Linked DNA regions of Homo sapiens: region 1 is linked to region 2. Evidence: read pairs that join two places in POLR2A ChIA-PET (ENCODE). Cell type or tissue: Caco-2. All regions are shown on one strand. Each heading gives the region's core, and the rest is flanking DNA. Links, peaks and the distances in the headings are about the cores only. Region 1 overlaps MAP3K14 (mitogen-activated protein kinase kinase kinase 14). Region 2 has its middle 4.1 kb from the start of HEXIM2-AS2.

The links. Peaks named below come from ENCODE experiments on the same cell type or tissue, not always from the same donor. Only the 100,000 strongest peaks of a DNase experiment are listed, where the experiment ranks them.
Region 1: POLR2A ChIA-PET joins it to region 2 with 7 read pairs; 6 of 35 experiments call an interaction of 5 or more read pairs at or near these places.

The regions. Positions count from the first base shown.
Region 1 is chr17:45,290,811-45,299,057 of GRCh38, reverse strand. All of the region lies in intron 1 of MAP3K14 (mitogen-activated protein kinase kinase kinase 14), which reads left to right. Among named protein-coding and RNA genes, the nearest start is that of MAP3K14, 22 kb to the left of the region's middle. RefSeq lists enhancers at 1-19, 3,312-3,371, 5,281-5,575 and a silencer at 5,281-5,575. In Caco-2, for the core only: no CTCF peak of the experiment used is centred there; no DNase peak of the experiment used is centred there.
Region 2 is chr17:45,171,488-45,179,734 of GRCh38, reverse strand. No RefSeq gene overlaps it. Among named protein-coding and RNA genes, the nearest start is that of HEXIM2-AS2, 4.1 kb to the right of the region's middle. RefSeq lists enhancers at 5,525-6,482, 6,483-7,441, 8,019-8,247 and a silencer at 7,559-7,853. In Caco-2, for the core only: no CTCF peak of the experiment used is centred there; DNase peaks (open chromatin) are centred at 3,404 and 4,434.

The DNA.
Region 1 (8,247 bases), core at 2,088-7,087, 120 kb before region 2:
CTTCAAGCTGCTGGTGATTGCTGCATTGACTCACCTCTGTGCCTTACCTTTTGCCATCCCCTCTACCCAGAACACCCTCTCCTTTTTCTTGGGCAGGTCTTGCTCACTGCTTCAGACTCAGCTCAGGCATCACCTCCTGGGCTGGACTAGGTGTCGCTCTGTGTTCCCGTCACATCTGCTGTGTGTCTATCTCTGTCATTGCATCCCTGTATTGTACTGAACTCTTCTGACTTCTTGTCTGTTTCCCCCAGTAGACTGTAAGATCCTCAAGGGACAGTGTCTTCTTCCTCAGTGTACTGCCAGCACTCAGCACGGGGCCCAACACCCAGCAGACCTAGTACATGCCCAGGAACTGCCACGCATAAGATCCTTGCTCTGCAGCTAGACAGGACACTCTGGGGCCAAGACCTTACTCAACATAAAGCCTCAGCCTGCCTCCAGTCATTGGATTTGGAGGCTCTTTATCGGGTGCCTAGAAGTGATTATATCTTTTTGTCTTAAGTATTTTGTCTGATACGAATATTACTTCTTTGTGGTTAATATTGGCCTGGCACATCTCTTTCTATGTCTTTATTTCCAACTTTTCTGGATAATTTTGTTTTGTTTCTTTTAGTCAGCATCTAGCTGGATCTTTTAAAATCCAATCTGGTTTGCTGTTTTGTAATCTACTCACATGTACTGTGGTTAATGACATGCTAATATTTTGCCTTATTTCTGCCATCTTGTGTTTTTATTTTATATTTATTGTCCTTTTTGCTTCTTTTTTCCTCCTTGCCTTGCCTTGTATCAGATTGACAGCATTTTCTATTTTTCCTCCTTTATTCTTCTGGTCTGAATTGTATTTCTATTATTTTAGTCATTACTCTTAAATCAACATACATACTAACTGTAATTTTTTCTAATAAAATTTAAAAGTTGTTGTACATAAAGTCCCCAAAAAGGCAAGGATCATGTTACTTTTTACCCATTGAACAACCCATTTCACCCATCTTCCTTATTGTTGGTGTCTAGATTTTCATGTTTTAAAACGATTTAAACTGGCCAGACATGGTGGCTCATGCCTGTAATCCCAGCACTTTAGGAGGCCAAGGCAGGCAGATCACCTGAGGTCAGGAGTTCGAGACCAGCCTGGCCAACATGGGGAAATCCCATCTCTACTAAAAATACAAAAATTAGCCAGATGTGGTGGCACATGCCTGTAATCCCAGCTACTCAGGAGGCTGAGGCAGGAGAATCACTTGAACCAGAATGCTGAGGTTGCAGTGAGCCAAGATTGTGCCACTGCACTCTAGCCTGGGCGACAGAGCAAGACTCCATCTCAAAAAAAAAAAAAAAAAAAAAGATTTAAACCAATTTCTCATATTCAACTGTTAATTAAATTGACCAACATATTGTTTGAGTTCCTGTGCCTACCATTGTTTCTTTTTCCTATTTACTTTTTTCTTTGCAAAGTACATCCTTCAGTGGTTCTTTCAGTGAAGGCAGTGCCACCTTACCTAGAACTCCTGTTTGTGTATGTGTGTATTAGATGTGCATTTGTTTGATTGTTTCAAGAAAATGAAACGACCTGTTAAAACCATCAAGTTAAGTCATAACACATAACATAACAGGATTTAGTGGCGTAACTGAACTAAAAGTCTGACAAATTGATGGCTGATTCAGCCCTGACTTGACAAGACCCCTCATCAGTAAGGGATCTTCGTCTGCTTCCTGTCTACCTGGGCTAAGGAATTATTACCAACAGTAGATGGGCAGATGCTAGGGGTAGTAATATCCACATGGGTAGTAATACTGCTCAGTTCCTGGATGTTCTAGATGCCTCTGCCAACCAGATTTTATTCTAGGAAGGAACTAGAGATCCTTGGGTCCTAAGAGAATGGGCCAAGAGTGTCCTGGCTTGAGCCCTAACTCCATGTTGGATGCTCTAACTGTATAAATTGAGCCTCATTTATTCCTGTAGGTAATGTACCTCTCTAAGCCTTAATTTCTTCATCTGTAAAATTGGAGATAATATTGCCAACCTTGCAGGGTTGGTGTGGAATGCATTAACAAGGCAGATAGAGTTCCTGGCACAGTGCCCCATACACAGAAGACATTTATGGACGGTAGTGGCTATTACATTCCCTGGCACTTGGGAGACACTCATTGAATGTTTATAGGGTGGATGCAGAAGCCTACCATAAAAGGCTTCATTGAGTAGATAGGCCTTAAAGGATAGGTGAGATCTGGGCAGACATTGATAAGGGAGGAAGGCAAGCAGCCACTCCCTATGGGAGGAACAGGGTGGGCAGAAGAAGAGAATCAGAGGCTTGCCCAGTGCTGCCCTGCTCGGGCAAGTGAAGGAATCAGTCTGGAACAAACTGGGGGAAGGGCTGTAGGAAGGGCAGAAAGGGTAGAAAGGGGAGTCAGGATGAGCATGTATGGGGACTTCTGAGTCTGCCTCGCCAGATGGCTGTTTTGCCAGGCCAGCTTGCTCTGCCTGATACTTGCCCTTGGTTCCCTCTTTTTTTTTCCCCTCCTTTTCTTTCTTTCTTTATTTTTCCTTTTGAGATGGGGTCTTGCTCTGTTGCCCAGACTGGAGTGCGGTGGTGCAGTCATGGCTCACTGCAGGCTCAAGCAACCCTCCTGCTTCAGGCTCCCAAGTAGCTAGGACTACAGGCGTGTGCCACCATGCCTGGCTAATTTTTTAATTTTTTGTAGAGATGAAGTCTCACTATGTTGTCCAGGCTGGTGTCAAACTGCTGGTCTCAAGTGATCCTCCTGCCTTGGCCTCCCAAAGTGCTGAGATTACAGGCGTGAGCCACCGCACCCAGCCCAGCCCCGCACTTTGAGTAGGCAGAGGTTTGCCTATTGTGGCCTGGTGGCCAGGCAAGCTGAAGACTTAAAAGAGGAAGTTGGGAGAAGATTGGTTTTCAACCAATATCTTATTAAGGAAGTTGAGTCATTCTACTTCTGCTATTTATCCCCTCTGGGCATTCAGAGAAGGACAAGTTTTTACTTCCAGATGAAATAGTCATGAGAGGGATTTGCCTTGGCCCCTTGTAGACATTTTCAAGCTGGCCCTGTAAGACAGAGTTTTATTTCCCTTTCGTGTATGGAGAATCAAGGCTCCAAGCATTGCATGAACTAGGTAAGGCTCAAGATACCTTGGCTATATGGTGCTGAAACAGAGAAGTCCCATCTTCTCAGTGATGGCTTTTAGTAGCCTGGTGACAGACAAGGGAATGAACATTCATTTAGCCTCTTCTGTTGGCCAGGCAACCTGATTGGCATTTCATGTACTCGTCTTCATTCGGTCTTCAAAACAGCTCTGAAGGAGCTAAGAGAAGAAACTCAGAGAAGTTAAAAGAAGTGGCTAGCTCAAGGTTTAGATGTCGGCTTAGGAGGCAGCAGTCTAGGTTCAACCCCACCTCTGCAACCTGCAACTGCGTAACTTTTGGTGTGCTACTACACTTCCCTAAGCCATATCTTCATGTCTGAAAATGAGATGACAGTAGGTACTTTGTAAGTATCGACAGTTAGTATTCTGAGTTGGAGTTGTCCAGCCCTCAAAGAATCCTGACAGATGGGCTACATTCTCAGAACTAGAAGGAACCTCAAAAGATTTCCTAGGCCGCTGGTTTCCAAACTCTTTTCTTGGAGAACTAGGGATTTTGTAGAGGTCCTCGGTGGATGAAGGGACACTGAGCATGTGGAGCTCCTTCAGCCAGGGCAGCGGGTTCAAATGTGAGTTACATGCCAGTTGCATGCATCTGGTTCTTTTAGTTATTGGGAGATGAGGTATGATTTCATTTGACAAAAATGGTCCCACTGCTCTTCTTAAAAAAAAAAAAATTGTTAAGGCTAGAACCCATAGCTTCTGGTTCCCAGTCTGGAATTTTTACTATGTTGTACTTGCTAAAACAGGGAACTGAATGAAATATGATATATTCTAAAAAGGTTATCATCTGTGAAGATTAACATTTAAAACATTGTTTTTGTATCTTCCAGTGAATCAAAAATTTGTTTACTGTAAACCCCATTCCTGCCCCAGAATCCTAGGAACAGAAATTTTACTGTCAGAGAAAACACCGCTCTCATCACCTCAGAACAGCACTGTCCAATAGAACTTTCTGCAATGCTGGACATGTTCTCTGTCTGCACTGTTGAGTATGGTAGCTAGTGTAACAAGGAAATGATTTTAAAATTTTACCTCATTTTAATTAAATGTAAATAGCCACATGTTGCTAGTGGCTACCATTTTGGACAGTGTCGCCTTGAGTACAGAGCAGGGGTCAGGTGGCAGTCTCTGGCCCTTTGGCATCAGAATCATCCAGAGAACTTGTCAAAAGTACAGATTCTGGGCCTAATGCCCAGTGACTGGTTCAGCAGGCCTAGGAGGAATGCATTTAAAGAACTTATCTGGTTATTCTAATCTGTGGTCAGATTGGAAACTGCTGCATTGGAGAGCTTTTCCTCGGAGTGGAAGAATAGAGCCAGAATCAGGCATTTAGCCCGGCCCTGATTTTCTAGGGAGACTAGAGGAACCTTCTGGGGAATGGCAGATCCTTGGAGAATCTGTTGAAAGCTATGGACCAAGTCTTCCCTGGAAAAATGCAAATTACATTTTTCTCCCTGAATCCATCCTTGAACCTAGATTAAGAACTCCTCATACAGCTATGCCCAGAGGTTGATCTGGTACTGTCCAGATCATTCCTATCCCCCAGGCTTCTCCAGGAGGTCACTGAGGCATCACAGAAGAAAGAACCAACAGTGTCTGTGCATCAGGCCTCAAAGAATATGGAGTGAATTCTGCTCCTTTCCTTTCCTCTTCTGATTTCTTGGGCTTATGGGTGAGCCATGTGGGTTTGGCTGTTGCCACTGCTCGTGTCCTCAACTCTTATGCAGAGAGTAGAGGGCCCAATGCCTTTGGGGCGTGAATAAGCTGAGGAGAGTGTCTAGGCTGAGGAATGAATCAGGAGTTTGACTTGCCTTCAAAGGCAGAGACATAACTGGCTCCCACTTCGTCCTCCCCACACGCTGCAGGAGGGAGAAGGGGCAAAGTGTTAGGGCCATGAGCTGGGGTGACAGCCAGAGACCAAAGTCCAGGGCTGGGAAGGCCCCCTGGCCAGTAGTCCTGGACTTAGTACAGAACCATGATTTTTGTAGACCAGAGTCCAGATAGAATTAGGAAAGGAGGGAGGGAGCAAGTGCATCCGTATGTGTGTGTGTCTGTGTGTGCATGTGTGTGTGTGCATGTGTGTCTGTGTGGGAGGTGGTGTTTGGGGAGAGCCACTGTCAGGCCAAAGTGTCCCAAGAATAGCCTCTTGAACTTGGAGGCTGTCGGTGAGGGTCTGAGTCATGGTGATGTGGCACAGAAAAGCCAGCCACAGGAGGAGCTTTACAGCTCCCAGGCCGTGATTTGTGCCCCTGAGAGGTGAGGGTCAGCCTGTTTTCCCCATGTCCTTCACAAGTTCAGCTGCCATCTGCTGGGTCAGCTTCTCAACAGCCTCCTTGTTACTGTCTGCCTGCCAGGCTGTTGGATGAGTCATCGGGGAACTGCAAAGGAGTCTCTGAGCGTGGCTGCCTCAGCCTCAGCTTCCACTTCTCTGGGAAGAGGGGAGCCTGGTGTGCTCACAGAGGGGCGCTGGACAGCTGCCTACCTAACACCAATATGAAAGGACAACTCTGGGACTCGGGATGCCCTGCACCCCCTCTGGAGGAGTTCTAGCTCAGGATGACCTATCCAGAAGCCTCCGTTGGGCCATGCCAGGCGGAGACAGGCTATCAGAGCCCCCACACAGCCAGATCTCTAATAGCCACGTGCCCCTCAGAGCAGCAACTGCACCACCTGGCCTCATTTTTCTCATTCATCAGGCAGGACTCTCTCTTCCTCCTCAGCATTCGGGATCATCCTGTCTCCAAAGGTTATGGAAAAGCAATCTTTGTCCTTTGAGTCCCTCGTTCAGCCAGCGTCAGTTGCGTGGTCTGTGGCCCCTGTGCTATACACTGGGGAGGCACTGTGTGCAGGGCCCCACCTCTTCCCTCAGGAGCCTGTTGACCAGGGAGGACCTTAGTGTGCCCTCCTGCATTTGCCTGTAACCCAGGAGCTTGGGGAGTGGGCATCATAGCCTAAAGAACCTAGGGTCTGGATCCTGGCCATGTCCTGTCACACGTGGGTTGGGTGACCTTGGGCAAGTCTCCACTGAATTAGGCCTCAGCTTCTTCAAATAGAAATGAGGAGGTCACGCTCACATCGAGCTCCCTGTGAGCATTCCCTACTGCTGTTAGGTTTGGAGACTTTTTGGTCTGTTCTTAAGATCTCATTTCCCCTGGTAAAGAGGCTGAGAACAGTGGGATCGGCTCTGGGCTTAGGTCAGTTTCTTTTTTGGAGGTAGAGTGGGGTGGGGAGGTGTGAGGTGGGATGAAAGTACAGTTACAAGAAGCATAGCCAGCCTTGAAGGGCTTTTGCCTAATTGGATGTCAGAACACCCCTTAGACTTTTTTTTTCTTTTAGAGACAGGGTCTTATTCTGTCACTCAGGCTGGAGAATGCAATGGTGCAATCTCAGCTCACTGCAGCCTCAACCTCCTGGGCTCAAGCATTCCTCCCACCGCAGCCTCTAGAGTAGCTGGGACTACAGGCCAGCTACCCCAGCTAATTTTTTGTATTTTTTTGTAGAGACAGGGTTCCACCATGTTGCCCAGGCTGATCTTGAACTCCTGGGCTCAAGTAATCCTTCTGCCTCAGCCTCCCAAAGTGGTGGGATTACAGGCATGGGCCACCATGTCCGGCCCCCTCAGACTTCTTAAGATCCTCAGGTAACAGTGAGGCCACCCATTCAGCCTCCTCAGCATCTGGCGTTTGGTACCAAATCCAGGCATCCTTGCAGGAAGCTGGAGCTGCTCCAAGTTCAGAGCTAGGAGACCCTTAAAGACAGAGATGCAAGGAACTAATCAATAGTGAACAACAAACCCCACCACACCCGCCAGCCAAGCTGGCAGAGCCTTTCATAGCCATCGAGGTGGGAAGACCAGTGAGGCAGATTCAGAAGGAGGAATGCTTCAACCTAGTACCTCAGCTTCCCACCATCTCATTCAGTCCTCAGGCCTCACAGGGCAAAAGGCCAGAGGCCTTAGAGTTCAGCTTCAGATGGTGTACCTGTCTGCCCCAGAAGCAGAGAAGTGATCCAGGGTTCACAGAGTTATAGCAAGGAAGATGATTTCTGCTGGTAGCAGCTTTAAGACAAACCTACCATCAGAGAGCAGTTATTAAAAATCTGTCTGCATTTGGGACCTTCTCAGGCTGTTTCTAAAGCAAGTCATGCCTGAGAGGGGCCCTGCCCTTTAAAAACTCCCAGCCTTTAAAAAGGTTTCCAAATGGTAACAGTCTCAAATCAGTGCTCTTCTCTTTTTTGCCAATTCCAGTCTGCAGGCTGTTTGCACAGATTGTTGGCAACTCTGGGTTGCTCTTCTTTGCAGCTTCCTAGGGCTGGGCAAGACAGAACCCAGAGAGACGTGAATTCTTATGCTTTATTCTTTATTTCTAGAGGTATAGGTTCGTGTTAGGGCCTTGAATATAAATTCTACTCCTGATGTTGCCTGAATGAAAAATGATACCTAGAAGTTTTCAGCCAATGAGTTTGGACATTAGAGGAGGAAGCATGTTAGTTCCTTCTGGAGAGCCACAAACAGACGCATTGGGCAAGGAACCACGTGCTGAGCACCATTTGCATGCTGAGTTTTAGACTTTGTAGGACACACACACACACACACACACACAGATATCTACCTCCTACTAGGGAACAGAATAGAACCTTGCTTCTCTCCACTTGGAGAAAAGTCGCTGTGGATGGTGTGTGCCAACAGGTCCTCTCCAAAGGCTTATGTGGGGTCAGTGAGGCCATGGTTTTGGAGTCTGGGATTCACCACCCTGTCCTGGGGAAACAAAGTTTGCCATAAAACAACAGAAAAAGATCGAGCCATCATAAAGGCAAGAAAGAGCCAACCCAGACATTTGTGCCACAGCTCTCCTAGAGGGAGTGGGCTGGCATCCTTGCTGGACACAGTGAAGGAGGCTGTTTATGTTGTGGTACTGGGAGGACCGGGGGACTGTGCCGTGTGGAACGTGTAGCTGTTGAGAGGTGGACTCTGTTACCATTGAGGATGTTTGGAGGATGAGTATGTGTGGCAGAGGCACACATAAACAGGCAGAGACCCTTTGCCCCTGCCTTTCTCCCCCAACCCAAGGCTGACCTGTGTTCTCCCA
Region 2 (8,247 bases), core at 1,307-6,306:
AGTCATAGATTTAGGCAGATATTTAATCCAGCCTAAAGCTAGGATGTTGAATTAGCTAACGTCTATGAGTATCTCGCATGTCTCTTTCCAACACATCTATATCTGTGTCTATATCTGCACATCTATCTGTCCACCCATCTAATCTTTTTTTTTTTTTTGAGACAGGGTCTCACTCTGTCACCCAGGCTAGAGTGCAGTGCCGCGATCACAGCTCACTGCAGCCTCAACCTCCTGGGTTCAAGTGATCCTCCCACCTCAGCCTCCAGGTGTGCACCACCACACCCGGATAATTTTTGTATTTTTAGTAGAGATGGGCTTTCACCATGTTGGCCAGGCTGGGCTCAAACTCCTAACCTCAAGTGATCCACCTGCCTCGTCCTCCCAAAGTGCTGGGCTTATAGGTGTGAGCCACTGTGCCCAGTCCATTTGTTTTTGTTTGTTTTTTACTTTTAGTAGAGATGGGATCTCCTTGTGTTGCCCAAGCTAGTCTAGAACTCCTGACCTCAAGCGATCCCTCTGCCTCGGCCTCTCAAAGTGCTGGAATTACAGGTGTGAGCCACCATGCCCGGCCTGTATAGCCATTTGGAAAAATTAAGACTACAACAATAATTTTGTGTGTGTGTGTGTGTGTGTGTGTGAGAGAGAGAGAGACAGAGAGAGAGAGAGTCTAGCTCTGTTGCCCAGTCTGGAGTGCAGTGGTGCCATCTCAACTCACTGCAACCTCCAACTCCTGGGTTCAAGCCTCCTGCCTCAGCCTCCTGCGTAGCTGGGATTACAGGCGCCTGACACCACGCCCAGCTAATTCTTGTATTTTTAGTAGAGACGGGGTTTCACCATCTTGGCCAGGCTGGTCTCAAACTCCTGACCTCGTGATCCACCTGCCTCAGCCTCCCAAAGTGCTGGGATTACAGGCATGAGCCACCATGCCCAGCCTACAACAATTTTTTTTTTTTTTTTTGAGATGGAGTCTCACTCTGTTGCCCAGGCTGAAGTGCAGTGGTGCAATCTCGGCTCACTGCAACCTCCGCCTCCTGGGTTCACACCACTCTCCTGCCTCAGCCTCCTGAGTAGCTGGGACTACAGGCGCCCGCCACCACACCCGGCTAATTTTTTTTTTTTTTGTATTTTTAGTGGAGACGGGTTTCACCATGTTAGCCAGGATGGTCTCGATCTCCTGACATCGTGATCTGCCTGCCTCAGCCTCCCAAAGTGCTGGGATTACAGGCGTGAGCCACCGCGCCCGGCCTACAACAATAATTTTTAAAATCTGCTAGAATCTGGAGCTCAGGGAAAGAGGGGAGGAGAGGGAGCAGGGGATTGCTGCCTGGGGAGGCCAGGGAAGCCAGGGTTGTTCAGGAGAGAGCCTGGGAGGAAGGGTATAGACCTGTGGCAACAAACACAACTAATGTGAATTACAAGTGAGGACAGTGGGACCAGGGGCCCAGAGAAAAAAGATCCTCTTTCTCAGAGGCTCAAGAGGGAAACAGCTGGCTGGTGCTGAGAAGCAAAGGCATGGAGGTCAAGCCCTTAAGGATGTGGGGCCTGGGGACTTCGTGGTCCTCAGGCTGGGAACTTGCCAGCCCGGCAGCCACAGGGCTCGGCTCAAGGTACGGGCCACGAGGGAGCCTGTCCAGGTCCTCAAACTGTGGCAAAGCAGTCACCACATGGCTGACTGAGGCTCACGTGGGTCACAATGTCCATCTCATGACTTAGTCTCCTTGAGCACATCCTCCTGAGGCATCAGGTAAGGAGAGGGACCTGTCATGGATGCCCTGAGGCAGGACACAGCAGGTGCCTTGAGGGCTCGTCTGGGGTTTTCCATCTTAAACGGGGTCTAGAGGGGGCTTCTGGGGCAGGTGGTCTCTGGAATGTCCATGCTCACAAGCCGCCGGGACACAGTGGCCAACTGGGTGTCAGCTGTGCAGCCTGTCCCCCTGACAGGCCAGGCCTGAGCAGTCCCCTCCTTTCTCTGGCTCCACAAAAGACTTCCTCTTTGAGGGGCAAGGGTGGAGGTTCAGCCATGAAAATATGGATAAATACAGTTTGAAGGGATGCGGGGAGGAACAATAAAATCTCCTTATTTGAGGGGGAAGAAAAACAATGCTTCCCACACATCCACTTGCCTGAAGGGCTCGGGGTCCAGGGCCCCCTCCCAGCCCCCACGAAGGCTGTCCTCAGCCTGGCGCAGTGGCTCACGCCTGTAATCCCAGCACTTTGGGAGGCCGAGGCCGGTGGATCACCTGAGGTCAGGAGTTCAAGACCAGCCTGACCAACAAGGTAAAAACCCGTTTCTACTAAAAATACAAAAATTAGCCAGGCGTGGTGGCGGGCGCCTGTAGTCCCAGCTACTCAGGAGACTGAGACAGGAGAATTGCTTGAACCCAGGAGGCAGAAATTGCAGTGAGTCGAGATCATGCCACTGCACTCCAGCGTGGGCAACAGAGCGAGACTCTGTCTCAATTAAAAAAAAAAAAAAAGGCCAGGCGTGGTGGCTCATGCCTGTAATCCCAGCACTTTGGGAGGCTGAGGCAGGTGGATCACGAGGTCAGGAGATCGAGATCATCCTGGCTAACATGGTGAAACCCCATCTCTATTAAAAATACAAAAAATTAGCCAGGCCTGGTGGCGGGTGCCTGTGGTTCCAGCTACTTGGGAGGCCAAGGCAGGAGAATGGAGTGAACCTGGGAGGCAGAGGTTGCGGTGAGCCGAGATTGCACCACTGCACTCCAGCCTGGGTGACACAGCGAGACTCCATCTCAAAAAAAAAAAAAAAGAAAGAAAGAAAGAAAAGAAAGAAAGAAAGAAAGAAAGAAAGAAAGAAAGAAAGAAAGAAAGAAAGAAAGAAAGAAAGAAAGAAAGAAAGAAAGAAAAAGCTGTCTTCCTAGAGAGGCTGGTAGAGAGGGCAGAGAGGAAACCTGCTCCCAAAGTTAAGGGAGGGAGGGCCGGGAGCGGTGGCTCATGATCGAGATCATCCTGGCCAACACGGTGAAACCCCATCTCTACTAAAAATACAAAAATTAGCTGGGCGTGGTGGCCTGTGCCTGTAATCTCAGCTACTCGGGAGGCCAAGGCAGGAGAATTGCTTGAACCAGGGAGTAGCAGGGAGTAGGAGGTTGCAGTGAGCCAAGATCGCGCCACTGCACTCCAGCCTGGCAACAGAGCGAGACTCTGTCTCAAGAAAAAAAAAAAAAAGAAAAAAGAAAAAAGTTAAGGGAGGGAGACAGTGAGAACTCCCAAGAACCACCTTGTAATAGAGCTACTCATGATTACACAATGTCCTGGAAGTCGTAAAATGTATGGCTGCTTCCATCTGAGCACACCTCCCACACAGCTGGCACTTGGCTAAGCCTTTAATTTACTTTATCTCTTTGAAGATAGGAGACTAAGGTGGTCAAGGGCTCAAACTACAATCAGAGAACCGGCTAAGGCTCCAGTATGGCAGGAATTGTGTGGCCTTGGGCAAGTTTCTCAACCTCTCTGAGCTCAAGTTTCTTCATCTCCTGTGTCTTACCCTAAACCCCACAGTATTAATCACACTGTCCCCTGGCTCCACCTTCACTGCCTGGACTCACAGGGAGGAGGCAGGAGATCAACGGGGTGGTTGGCCAGGCAGCATTGTTCCAGGTAGAAGCCCCCTGGCCAGGGATGGGTCCTGGAGGATGCAGGATCCTAAACTGGCCTGAGGCCACCTCCCAACCCTTTGAACAAATGAAGAAAAAGAGCCCCTGAGTGAGAAGAAGAACTGGGATGGATCACAGGGCTCAGGACTCCTGGTCCAGTGCTCCCTCTACAGCAGCACCCTCGGGGAGTCTGTGTGTTTCAGGTACAGACACCAAGAGACCAGAGAGTTTTCCCCTCGTGGCTCTACCACCAGAATATCCAGAATGAGTAAACCCATAGAAACAAAAAGCAGATTGGTGGCTGCCAGACTAGGGAAGGACGGAATGGGGAGTAAATGCTTAATGGGTACAGGGTTTCCTTTTGGAGTGATAATGTTTGAAACTAGAAGTGGCAGTTGCACACATCATGAATATGTACTAAATGCCACTGGGTTGTTCACGTTTTTGTTTTTGTTTTTTTTTGAGACGGAGTCTTGCTCTGTCGCCAGGCTGGAGGGCAGTGGCGCGATCTTGGCTCACTGCAACCTCCACCGCCTGGGTTCAAGCGATTCTCCTGCCTCAGCCTCCTGAGTAGCTGGGACTACAGGCGCGCGCCACCCACACCCAGCTAATTTTTTGTATTTTTAGTGGAGACAGGGTTTCACCACATTGGACAGGATGATCTCCATCCCCTGACCTCACGATCCACCCGCCTCGGCCTCCCAAAGTGCTGGGATTACAGACATGAGCCACTGAGCCCAGCCTTTTTTTTTTTTTTTTTTTTTTTTGAGGCAAGGTCTCACTGTCACCCAGGATGGAGTGCAGTGACGCAATCACAGCTCACTGCATCCTTGACCTTCTGGGTTTAAGCAATCCTTCCACCTCAGCTTCCTGAGTAGCTGGGACTACAGATGTGCACCAACACACCTGAATGTTTTGTTTGGTTGTTTTTTTTTTTTTTTGGTAGAGACAGGGTCTCATCATGTTGCACAGGTTGGTCTCGAACTCGGGCTCAAGCAATCTTCCCACCTGGGCCTCTCAAAGTGCTGGGATTACACATGTGAGCCACCATGCCCTGGCCTTATTCACTTTTTTTCTTTTCTTTTTTTTTTTTTTTAAAAGGAGTCTCGCTCTGTCGCCCAGGCTGGAGTACAGTGGTGCGATCTCGGCTCACTGCAACCTCCGCCTCCTGGGTTCAAGAGATTGTCCTGCCTCAGCCTCCCAAGAAGCTGGGATTATAGGCACATGCCGCCACGCTCAACTAATTTTTTTTCTTTTTTCTTTTTTTTTTTTTTTGTTTTTTTGAGACGGAGTCTCACTCTGCTGCCCAGGCTGGAGTGCAGTGGTGCGATCTCAGCTCACTGCAACCTCCACCTCCCGGGTTCAAGTGATTCTCCTGCCTCAGCCTCCTGAGTAGCTGGGATTACAGGTGCACGCCACCACACCCGGCTAATTTTTGTATTTTTAGTAGAGACGGGGTTTCACCATGTTGGTCATGCTGGTCTCAAACTACTGACCTCATGATCCACTTGCTTTGGCCTCCCAAAGTGCTGGGATTACAGGTGTGAGCCAGCGTGCCTGACTTAATTTTTATATTTTTTAGTAGAGATGGGGTTTCACCCTGTTGGCCAGGCTGGTCTCGAACTCCTGACCTCAGGTAATCCGCCCACCTCAGCCTCCCAAAGTGCTGGGATTACAGGCATGAGCCACCCACACCCGCCCTTTGTTCACTTTTAAAGGGGTGATTTTGTGGCATGTAAATTTCACTTCAAGAATGAAAAATAGGCTGGGTGCGGTGGCTCACGCCTTTAATCCTGGCACTTTGGGAGGCCAAGGTGGACGGATCACCTGAGGTCAGGAGTTTTTTGTTTTTTTTTTTTTTGAGACGGAGTCTGGCTCTGTCGCCCAGGCTGGAGTGCAGTGGCGCGATCTCGGCTCACTGCAAGCTCCGCCTCCCAGGTTCATGCCATTCTCCTGCCTCAGCCTCCCGGTAGCTGGGACTACAGGCGCCCGCCAGCACACCCGGTTATTTTTTTGTATTTTCAGTAGAGACAGTGTTTCACAGTGTTAGCCAGGATGGTCTCGATCTCCTGACCTCGTGATCCGCCCACCTCAGCCTCCCAAAGTGCTGGGATTACAGGCGTGAGCCACTGCGCCTGGCCAGGAGTTTTTGAGACCAGCCTGGCCAACAGGCTGAAACTCTGTCTCTACTAAAAATACAAAAACTAGCTGGGCATGGTGGCGGGCACCTGTAATCCCAGCTACATCGGAGGCTGAGGCAGGAGAATTGCTTGAACCTGGGAGGCGGAGGTTGCAGTGAGCTGAGACTGCGCCATTGCACTCCAGCCTGGGCAACAAGAGTGAAACTGCGTCTCAAAAACCAAAACAACAAACAAAAAAAGAATGAAAAATAAGCTGGGCATGGTGGCTCATGCCTATAATCCCAGCACTTTGGGAGGCTGAGATGGGCAGATCACCTGAGGTCAGGAGTTTTTGAGACCAGCCTGGCCAACAGGATGTAAACCCGTCTCTACTAAAAATACAAAAATAAGCTGGGCGTCGTGGCAGGTGCCCGTAATCCCAGCTACTCGGGAGGCTGAGGCAGGAGAATTGCTTGAACCTGGGGGGGCAGAGGTTGCAGTGAGCTGAGATCGCACCACTGCACTCCAGCCTGAGCAACAGTGAGACTCTGTCTCAAAAAAAAATAAATAAATAAAAAATAAAAAGAATGGTACCAGTAGCTAAGAGTGGACAAGTGCTAAAGAGGTAGGGGTGGTAACAGGAGGGGCTGAGGGCTGGGAGAGGGGAAGACTTGGCAGAAACAGGTAAGGTTTAGGTGGTGGAAAGGTTTGAGGGAAGGTCCCAGGCTGCAGGTGAAGGTAGTCTGGAGGAAGCTGACTTTGATCCCTTGGCCAGCAGGGGAGAAGCAGAAGGAGCGGGATTCAAGGAAGGCCCTTGCAGCCTCTGGGCTGTTTGCTTCCTCTCTGACTGGAAGGTCCTGGTTAGGGGGTAGGGCCTGCATCCTTTGAGCTGTTTCACTTTCAAAGTGGCATCACAGGTGGATGGTTCTTTTAAAAACCCTGGCACCAATGGAATGAAATGGAACACGTAGGCAGCAGGAAGATTCGCCGCCGCCCACACCAGGGAAGTGAGGCCGGCACTGGGCTGCATGTGTGCCACCTCCAGGCGGCCAGGAGACTCCCCAGGGCAGAGAGGGCCTGCCCAGCACCCATGGCAGCTTCAGCACTTGCAGAGGGCAGCACCCCCTGGGGCCTGGGGTGGGGGAAGGGATTGGGTGAGCACCATGGGCTCCTTTGTCAGACCCAGGAAGGAGAGTGGGGGCAGCTACCGGAAGTAGGGGGATGAGAAGCTCCCTCCGGAATGTATGCCCCCCTCTCCCCTCCCCTCTCCTCCCCTCCCCACATGCACAGCCCCTGCACATGCTCAGTGTGCCCATGAATTGGGTTGGTTGGGGGAGGGCACTGACTGGCACCCCCACTTAAAGGGCCAGTGCCACACTTGCCTGTTCCCAACAAGGGCAATGGGACCTGGCCACCTTTCCCCCCAATACCGTTACTTCCCTTTGGACCCCCTCCCCCCACTCCCTGGCAGCTTCTTCCTGCCCCAGCCCACCAATCTCTGCCTACCCCTCTCCCTCATACTCTGACCCTATTGCAGGCAGGGTCTGTCCACTGGGCACAGGAGTTTCCACCTGGGGTCGGGCAGTTCCTGCCGGGGAAGAAAGAGGGATCCTAAGACAGGCTGGGCAGGGGTGGTGGGAGGCTTCAACAGTCACTCCCATGAAACATATGTTCTCTGCGCTTCCCTTCCCCGGCCCAGTTGACCAAGAGGGTCCCAGAAAGCACAGGGCGTGAGGGCAGCTGTGGAAAGGCCCAGGGAGGCTGTGTCCAAGCCCAACTTCCCCAGCTAGGGCGTGTGATGTGGGGGTGGGGGTGTCTTGTAAACTGGAGCTTCCACCATTGCAGTAGGCGGAGTGGAGGCCCAGGCTTCAAGACCAAGCAGCAGGTGTGGGAACAACTGGAAGCAGCGAAGGGGGCGGGGCACCGAGGGACCCAGGCCTGGCTCCCACCCACAGCTGAGCCGGTTCTCTCCAGTGCTAAGCCCCAGCTCTGGCCCCAGGACGATCTCCTCCCTGCACACCCCTTACCCAGGAATCAGGGAGCCAGACAGGGGGAGGGGCAGACAGGGACCCTTTTCACGGACCCCTCCCATTTGGGTTCAGGCCCTCCCACACTCCCGGCTAGCATCCTCTCCTTTGTTCTCTTCTTGCCCCACCCGCCCTCCAGCGGGGTGAGGTGGGGGTGCGGGAATTAACCCACCGAGGTGCTGCCCTATTTGCGCCCTTCAGCCTTTTACGTGTAAGGGGGATGTTGGAGGAGCAGCTGGCAGCTTCCCTGCCTCCAGGCTCCTCAGCTTCTGGGCCAAGAAAGGCCAAACTCTTCACCTGCCCCTCCCTGGCATAACCAGCCCACAATGAGCACCCAGCACCCTCACCCACACCCCTCCCCCGACACTCCAGCAGCCCTCTGGAATCTTCTCTCACCTCCTAGACACACACACACAGAGGCACCTCCGGGTAAACAACCTTTGTCCACCTTTGTCCCAGGCCTCCTCTCTCCCTCGGGCT